2 separate regions of the Homo sapiens genome follow, and region 2 is linked to region 1. Evidence: chromatin loops called from intact Hi-C (ENCODE). Cell type or tissue: mammary epithelial cell. All regions are shown on one strand. Links, peaks and the distances in the headings refer to the core of each region. The heading gives the core; the rest is flanking DNA.

Region 1 (4,386 bases), core at 73-4,072:
AAAAAAGAAAAAAATTAAAAAGAAAAAAGAAAAGGAAAGAAAGGAAGAAAAGAAAACGAATAGCAAGCCTCTGTGTCCACTGGCTTATCTGTCTTGGGTGCTAAGCCTCTTGGGCAGGGGCACCTTCTTATCTGTGTCCTTGGGCCTTGGCATGGGCCGGGCTCTGAAGCATGCTGTCCGCAAGTGTTCACTGAAGGTGGAAATGAGGAAGTGGGTGGTACTGTCATAAACTTAGATGTCAAATTACTTTCTTTACTAGTATTTTCCAAATTAGTCATTTTCTTCTAGACATTTACTATAATTTTCATATCTTGGCTGATTTTCAAAATAAGATGATATATTCTGCAGCTTTTCCGAGATAGGATTGACACCATACAAGTCACCCATTTAAGTTGCACCATTCAGTGGTTTTCAGTTTATTCAGCGCGTGCAGCCGTTGCTACATCCATTTTAAAGCATTTTCACCACCCCACCGAGAAACCTGTGTCCCTCAGCCCTCCCGACCTCCGCCCGCTGCCTTCCCCGTGCGTGGTACTGAGGGGACCCAGGAACTCACCTTCTGCAGTGCGGGAGGAGCTCCCACGGACGTCAGTCCCCGGGCTTCTGTCTGTCTTTCGGACACGTTCATTCTCCTGAACATCTGCCTGGCTCTCTGCTCTCTTCCTTTTTTTCTGTTTCTTGTTCATGGGAGACAGGGGCCCGTTTCTGGCATCTGCAGCCTCCCTCTCTGCGTGCTGAGGGGAAGAGGCTGTGGCGTGGCGGGGCTTGTGGCCCACTGGGCAGCTGCTCGAAACGCGCGTCCTTCTGTTTCCCGGTCCCTGATGTCTCGCCCGCGTTTATAGTGTCGTCTGTGTCCGTGCGGTTCCCCCAGGTGCCCGCAGGCCCATCCCTCTCCCAGGAGGCGGGTGCTGCCCCCGGTACCTCTTCTCAGCGCCAACCGGCTTTGACAGCAGACGCTTCACCTCACAGGGAACACAGGGTCTCTCTGCAGCTGTCTCAGGCCTCCTCCTCTGTTCATTACTTTAATCTCTACCCTAAATTCCCTAACTCCTCATTTACTGTGATTCTACTTCCTCATCTTAACTTGAGCTCCAGATGGGAAGCGGTCCACTGAAACCCGCACACGTTCACTCTGCGAGTCCCTGGCTGCCGAGTGCATTCTTGGCGAGGGAGACGACTGTGCTCTGGGGTCTCGGACCCACGTGTGGTGCAGAGGATAAGACCACCTTCCACTCGGCTAATAGTGTGCTCCTGAAATTTGTGTAAATTAAAACGTTGGAAGTGGATTCAAACGTATACACGACTCTGGTGGGCTCTCTGACGAACAGCTCTTCATGCCAAATTCTTTTGTAACGCGAGCACTTGCGTTCTTACCGAGCTGTTGGCAAGGGAGCAGTTTCATACGTTCAGTTATCTCAGCCCAGGGGGCATCCCAGCAGTGACCTGCACCTTCTGTGATCACTTCCTTCCCTCTTGCTGAAAGCAAGCTGCATGTGGTTGAGGCCAGCAAACAATGCTATGCGGTTTTCATATTTCTGAACGTTCCTAATCAGTGTCCTTAATGGACAGCTTACGTAACGCTTCCCGATAGTGCCTTTGCTATTACGAAACGTTCCTGATGCAGCAAGCAGCCGGCGCTTCCTCCGAGCATCTCACCGTTTCATTTAAACCCACAGTGGAATGCAGACGTCCTTTCTGTCTCTGTCAATTTTGTGCTGTGAATGTAACATTCCATTTCACTACTGTCACAGTTCTGGGAAATGGCCTTGGATTTGATGAGGAAACCCCTGTAAGTTATTTGCACTGTCCAGCCCTGCACCGTGTGCTGTGAAAGGTTGTGGGTGACTGGGGCTTCCTTTTGCTCCCCAATTACGTGGCATCCATGACATTCTCAACAGAGATATTTCTCTTCTGTGAATGGAGTGGTTTACCTTTATGTAGTTCAATAAATATTTGTTCACATGTTGTGTTAAGCACCTACCCAGTGCCGTGTGCCAGGCGCTGCAGTGCCTGGACATTCACCAGACACAGCCTCTGCCCTGGAGAGGCTGGAAAACTCTGTGGAAGAAAACAACAACCTATGTAATTAGCTGCATTGAAAGCCACACTCGGGAACAATATGATGATAAGACCCAAGGCCAGGAGGTGCTGCTGTCATTGCTCAGGAAAGATAATGGCCCGACAGTGTCAGCTCCTCCTGTAAAACGTGCTTGAAATTCTACCAAAAACACAGGCTGCCACCCCCTGCCCCCTACCAACTTCGATCTCCACAGAAAATTTGTTCAGATCATAGAGGCAGGAGGCAGCACTGAGAAAGAGGGAGAATCAGAGGGAGAATGGAGGGAGAAAGTGCTAGAGAGAATGAGAGGGAGGGAGAGAAAACCAGAGAGGGAGAGAGAGAGGGAGAGAAGGGGGGGGGCAGGGAGGGAGAGAGAGGAGAGAGGGAGGGAGGGAAGGAAGGAAGGAGGGAAGGAAGCAGTCCCGTCTGTCCCTCAAACCCCGTTAGAGCAAGGAGCCATTCTCAGACGAATAACAAGCCGCAGGCATCTTGGCCTGCCTTGGAAGCAGCCACCTTCCCGGTAACAAGTCAGTGCATCAGAGCAGGTGCATGGAGAGAACAGGTGTTTCCTGCAAATGACAGTGAGGGTGGCGCGAAAGAGGCTCAGTGGAACGGGTGAGGCAGAAAGTAAGGGACTCAGCACCCACAACGGTGGTGGCCCAGCCTCCTGGGATGGGACTGGGTTTTGGGTCTGCATGTGGGGACCGGGTTTCAGGGTCTGTGTGGTTTCTCCCTAACTGGAAAAGACTTGCCTCCTTCCTCCACTCCCAAACCCTGGACACTCTGGGCCAGCACAGCAGCCCCTACAGGTCTGAGCTCCGTCTTCCCCTGTCTCCCGCCTCCTGTCCACCCCTTCAAACTCTCCAGCTTCTCCCAGAGGACGCCACTCCGCGGCAGGTGCACAGTCCTTTGTGTGCTCATCTTTTAAACATATGCTGCCTCTCCGTCCATGAGTGGCAAGACCGCTGCCTATAAGGACACGTGCATTTCAGGCAGAAACGCGCTTACGATGGGAGGCTTCCTCCATGCGCTGCCGCCTCGCGTGGGTGCTAACAGCGCCCTTGCACCGCATCCTCGGAAGGCCCCGCCACGCTCTTGTGTCTCCTGCCCGTTCATTCTTGCAGGACAGCTCCGGCACCCGGGGCTTTTGGCGGTGCTCTGCTGGGGAGCGGGATCACTAGTCTCCGGGGCCCAGGGTGAACGCAGGAGTCCCCTGGTCTGACCACACCAGTCTACGGCCTCGCACCTGCCCATGGTGAGAACCGCAGCTCCACAGCGGGCGCCATGGAGCCGTGCTCCCCGGGACAAGGAGGGGCACGGACGTCCCCTTCCTTGGCACAGGAGGCACCTCTGAGCAATTTAGGAATTTCTGTACTTCTTATGAGACTAGAGTCTGGTCATGGCCTCTGGAATACCAAGGACAAGACGAGGTCCCTGCGCAAAAAGCCTGGGGCCCGGGAATTTCCCGCAGCGGCCCCTGTGGAGGCTCCTGTCCCCGCCAGCGTCCAGCCCGCGAGCCCGTTCCTCATTCTGCCTCTCGCGTGTGCACCGCGCTGTGCGCCCGTGGCTCTAAGGCCTGGTCCGTGGATGGGCTGCTTTCCTTGCGGGGAGCCTGAGCCGGCCGGGCTCCAGGGCCTCCTGTGCCGCTCAGGGCAGTGCTTGGCCTGTTCACGTCTTGCCCCCGCGGCGGGGGGCATGCGGGGCCCCCTGGGAGCAGCGGAGCCGTGGGGTTTCCATCCTGGGAGGGCACGGAGGTTCCGTGGGAGGTGCCTCGCTCAGATTCTGTGGTGAGCCCACCCGTGCTGCTGACTCACACCCGTATGTGCCTGTGTGCCCAGGTCTGTGAGATGGGAGTGCGTGTGCAAGTGTGCTTGAGTGTGCGAGTGTGCAGGCGTGCACGTGTGAGAGTGCGTGTGTGCACGTGTGTGCATGTGTGAGTGCATGCGTGTGTACGAGTGTGCGTGCATGTGCATGGTGTGAGTGTGCATGAGTGCGTGCATGCATGTGGGTGTGGTGTATGTATGTGTGCATGCACGTGTGTGCATGTCTGTGCGTGCATGTGTGTGTGCGTGCGTGTGCATGCGTTTGCATGTGAGTGCGTGCCTGTGTGCATGTGTGCGTGCATGCATGTGTGGGTGCGTGTGTGCATGCACGTGCATGTGAGTGTGCGTGAGCGTGTGTGAGTGTGCATGTGTGAGTCTGAGTGTGCATGTCTGTATGTGTGAGTGTGCATATATGTGCGTGCTCTCTCACCCTGCCTCGCCCCAGTGTGTGCAGCGCTGGAACCAGGCGCCCTCCCGAAGCCTGGGCTGGCGTTTGCGCGGTGC
Region 2 (4,386 bases), core at 67-4,066, 370 kb before region 1:
TGCCCGGCATCTTCATCTCGCGCATGGTACCCGGGGGCCTGGCGGAGAGCACCGGGCTGCTGGCTGTGAATGACGAGGTCCTGGAGGTGAACGGCATTGAGGTGGCCGGGAAGACGCTGGACCAGGTCACGGACATGATGATCGCCAACAGCCACAACCTCATCGTCACCGTCAAGCCCGCCAACCAGCGCAACAACGTGGTGCGCGGCGGCCGCGCGTTGGGCAGCTCGGGACCGCCCTCGGACGGCACCGCGGGCTTCGTGGGTCCCCCCGCCCCGCGCGTCCTGCAGAACTTCCACCCCGACGAGGCGGAGAGCGATGAGGACAACGACGTCGTCATCGAGGGCACACTGGAGCCTGCACGTCCCCCCCAGACCCCGGGCGCGCCCGCAGGCAGCCTCTCCCGGGTCAATGGCGCGGGCCTGGCGCAGCGGCTGCAGCGGGACCTGGCCCTGGACGGCGGCCTCCAGCGGCTGCTCAGCTCCCTGCGGGCCGACCCCCGTCACAGCCTGGCGCTGCCGCCAGGCGGCGTGGAGGAGCACGGGCCCGCGGTCACGCTCTAGACTCCCGAGAGGCCCCCAAATCCTAGCTCCAGTTCCCCGGTAAGGACAGGGACAGGACCTGCAGACTGCATCCGCTCATTTTTTGTTGTTTTTGTGACCACAAAAACAACGCTGCTCTTTGTTTCAACTTCCGGATATAAAAACACAAGTATTGCCTATTTTTATAGAATTTCGCCACAGAACTTAAAATGAACGCCTGTAGAGACACTCTATACCAGGCCTGAGTGCAGGTCTTGGCGCCTTTGCAAAGTGATAGAAAAGATCTGACCAAGTGCAAAAAAATGCTTTTTAAAATTTTTACAAATACTTTGTTTTTAAAGTGAAGCTTTAAAATTACTTTTTTAAAATAGTCAAATTCATGTTTTTAAGTAAGTTGGCCCATGCAACATATCTCAGCATTCTTGCTGTGCTCTCTGCTGACTTGCAGGCGAGGCCGACTGTGCTGATGTACGTGACAAGAGGCTGGTTTTTAATAACGAATGCAGCCAGGTGCAGTGGCTCACGTCTGTAATCCCAGCACTTTGGGAGGCCTACGTGGGCTGATCACGAGGTCAGGAGGTCGAGACCAGCATGGCCAACATGGTGAAACCCTGTCTCTACTAAAAATATAAAAATTAGCCAGGTGTGGTGGCAGGCGCCTGTAATCCCAGCTACCTTGGGAGGCTGAGGCAGGAGAATCGCTTGAACCCGGGAGGCAGAGGTTGCAGTGAGCTGAGATCGCACCACTGCACTCCAGCCTGGGTGACAGAGCAAGACTCTGTCTCGGGAAAAAAAAAAAATACACCCAAACCTGTCCATGTACAACCATGGAGATGAATTCCAGATTTTCACACTGTTCATAGTCATAATTCGGTTGGGACAGGAGAGCTCCCACCAGCACACTTATGGCACCCGCAGCTGTGGAATTGTTCCGGGGCTTTTTTTTGTTTGTTTTGAGACATAGTGTCTTGTTCTGTCATCCAAGCTGGAGGGATCTCAGCTCACTGCAACCTCCGCCTCCTGGGTTCAAGCAATTCTCCTGCCTCAGCCTCCCAAGGAGCTGGGACAGGCACATGCCACCATACCCAGCTAATTTTTGTATTTTTAGTAGAGATGGGATTTCACCACGTTGGTCAGGCTGGTCTTGAACTCCTGACCTCAGGTGATACGGTCCCCCCTCAGCCTCCAAAAATGCTAGGATTATAGACGTGAGCCACAGCACCAGACCAGGGGCTATTTTTGTGACCCACATAGGTGGCCCATTCAGCCTCAAGGGGAAATCCAGGGTAGGAAGCAGCAGCTCTGCTGGACTGGGCTCAGCAGTCCCATTTGGGATGTAAGCCTCTATTGCCTCTAAGATGACCCTTTTCCTGTGGGTTGACTGACTCTGAGGGCGATTTCGGAAATGTTTTCAGCAGAAATGAAGGATAAGCATCGCACATGTCCAGCAATGTCTTTGAGAATGCAGTCATTTGCACGTGAGTTCTCATCTTTGTTTTCTGAAACAGACGTTTCTTTTAGTAAGTCACAATACATGCTAATTTTCATTTCTAGAATGGTCACTGGCAGTTCTCACTTTTAACTATAAGAAGTCACGTGGAACTTAGTGATTTTTAACAAATACTAAATTCATCCTCACTTTATGTTGATCTTCCAGCAACGTTTATATATTTAGTAATTTTAAAAATTCCTATTTGATACAATTAAATTTTATATAATGTGTTTTGCTTGAATAAAATGTTACATTTATACTTTGAGAACTCTGACCAAATCTTTCATACAGATACAGGTAAAGAAATATTTTTCTAGGTTGTCGGAGCTGCGTACCTCCCGCTGCTTCTCCTTGTGGTCCAGCACCACCTGCTGGTCAGTGGCAGAACTGTCCTGACTTCGTGAACATGGAACTGCTAAGAGGGAAAACTGCATCTCAGCATTTTCATTTTTTCTGAATATTAAGTGAAAAGCAAGTTCTATTTTTAAGAAATAGCTTTTGCTGAGGAGTTGTGAATTCCTGCACCTGTGTTTGATGTTATTTGTATGCAATGGATTGCTGGCCCTTTGTTCCTAAGCAAGAGAAGACCAAAGATGCTTCCCCATGACCTCTCCGGTGAGGATCCGCACCCCCCGGACTTGCTCTCTGATGAAGGGCATGTCGTTCAGTGCCCCAGCAGTCAGAAGCAGTTTTTGTGGAACTAAAACTAATAATGTTACCCTCACAAAGGAAATGTTCTTTTACTAAGTTATTGCTGATTCTTGAATGTCTGTTATATAACTGGGTCGGCTATCAAGAAGGAAGGTTATATTTCTTATCACATTTTAAGTTGTTAAGCAAATGTGAGTTTTTTTTTAAGAAATGAGGCTTTCACTGAGATTTGTGTGCTATTCATAATTTTAGGAATTACTGCTTAGAACAGCTGCTTGGGTGTATTTTTCTACACAGGTCTGTACTTCTGCCACTTTCTCCTTTTAAAAAAACAAAACTATGCATATTATGTATTAAAGTTTTCTTGGTTTTATATATCAGAGAATAAAAACTTTTTTGACTTTTGAGTAAACAAAATGCATGAATATTTCACCTGTGTTCTAAGTGGAAGAGAATACCAGAGATAAAGTAATCCCTCAAAGAGAATGACAGATTTATCAAGTGCTTATCATGTACCATCTTTCACGGAATCCGCACATACTCTCTGAGGGACGCAGATGAGAAAATGGGCCCAAGCTCATCAGATAGACAGATGACAGTCCAGAACCCTCTCTCGAAGTCTTTTTGAAAAAGCTTTTCTGAATATTTATACAGCACACAGTCCTTCCTAAATGTGCCCTGGTTGGCACGGTTTTCATTAACACTGTCGTTCTGGCAGCCATCAAGAGTCAAATTACAATTACAAATTCAGTTACTCAGCAAATTACAGATGTGATCACATTGAGCACCAGCATCCTGGAAGCAGCACAGGTACCCTACTAGGAGCTTCACAAGTACTCGCCACCTGCTGAGTCCCCACAGCAACTCTGGACTGTCGGCAGCTGGACAGTTGACCCCCACAGTCTGATGAGGCAGGAGTCAAGTGCCAACACTGGGTACACTCTCCAAAACTAATGTCCGCTTTCAGCAGGATGAGATACGAGGCTTAAGTGTAAGCAGAGGCCACATGTGCCCCTGGCTGCCAGCCGGGTGTGGCCTCAGGCTTGGGTTTCCCTGACCTGATAGTCCACATCATATGGCAAATTTATTCACAATTTGGTGAGGGTATTTAATATTTTATGGTTTCACATAAAATGATCACAGCGAGTGAGAGTTTTGTGGCAAGGTGCAAAAGTATCTAAAAAATGCCATGATTGTTGTGAAATCTATATTAGCGAAAATCTAAATTTTCCAACAGAAGGACATGTAAGTTACCTGCACCTCTGTGGAATGTTTTTAAAGGATGCAAGTATGAACTAAGTGTGGTAGGGTCAACTTTTGATCCTTGCATTTTAAAAGTTGGCACTAGTATGAAGTTTTTTATGGCAGCACTAAAACTCACACGGTCTGAATAGTTTATTAAAATGGTGTAAGGCTGCACTAATGGCCAGTTCCCAAATGCACTAAGATACTTAATGTGTACCATTCCTACTGAAAGTATGAACCTACTTAGCTGATTTCCAGCTTGCCCATTTCTGGAAAGGTAAGCTGCTCAGCGTGAGCTCAAGGACCTCCTGTTTCAAACAAACCGGAGGGTGAACCCTCGTCCCCTCGAACAGCTTGTTTAAAGAGCACCTGCTGGTCAGGCACAGTGGTGCATACCTGTATTCCCAGCACTTTGGGAGGCCAAGGCGGGCAGATTGCCTGAAGTCAGGAGTTCGA

The links. Peaks named below come from ENCODE experiments on the same cell type or tissue, not always from the same donor. Only the 100,000 strongest peaks of a DNase experiment are listed, where the experiment ranks them.
Region 2: a loop joins it to region 1, with 5 times the contacts of the local background. A loop is called at or near these places in 7 of 110 quality-filtered maps.

Annotation. Positions count from the first base shown.
Region 1 is chr18:79,788,972-79,793,357 of GRCh38, reverse strand. No RefSeq gene overlaps it. Among named protein-coding and RNA genes, the nearest start is that of KCNG2, 6.8 kb to the left of the region's middle. In mammary epithelial cell, for the core only: no CTCF peak of the experiment used is centred there; a DNase peak (open chromatin) is centred at 1,627; H3K27me3 peaks cover 167 bases.
Region 2 is chr18:80,155,948-80,160,333 of GRCh38, reverse strand. PARD6G (par-6 family cell polarity regulator gamma) reads left to right here. Exons shown (of 3, transcript NM_032510.4): 3 at 1-3,102. The coding sequence ends at 563. The region is part of intron 1 of PARD6G-AS1 (PARD6G antisense RNA 1); the gene reads right to left. Among named protein-coding and RNA genes, the nearest start is that of PARD6G-AS1, 10 kb to the right of the region's middle. RefSeq lists a silencer at 515-584. In mammary epithelial cell, for the core only: a CTCF peak has its summit at 2,408 (motif pointing left); no DNase peak of the experiment used is centred there.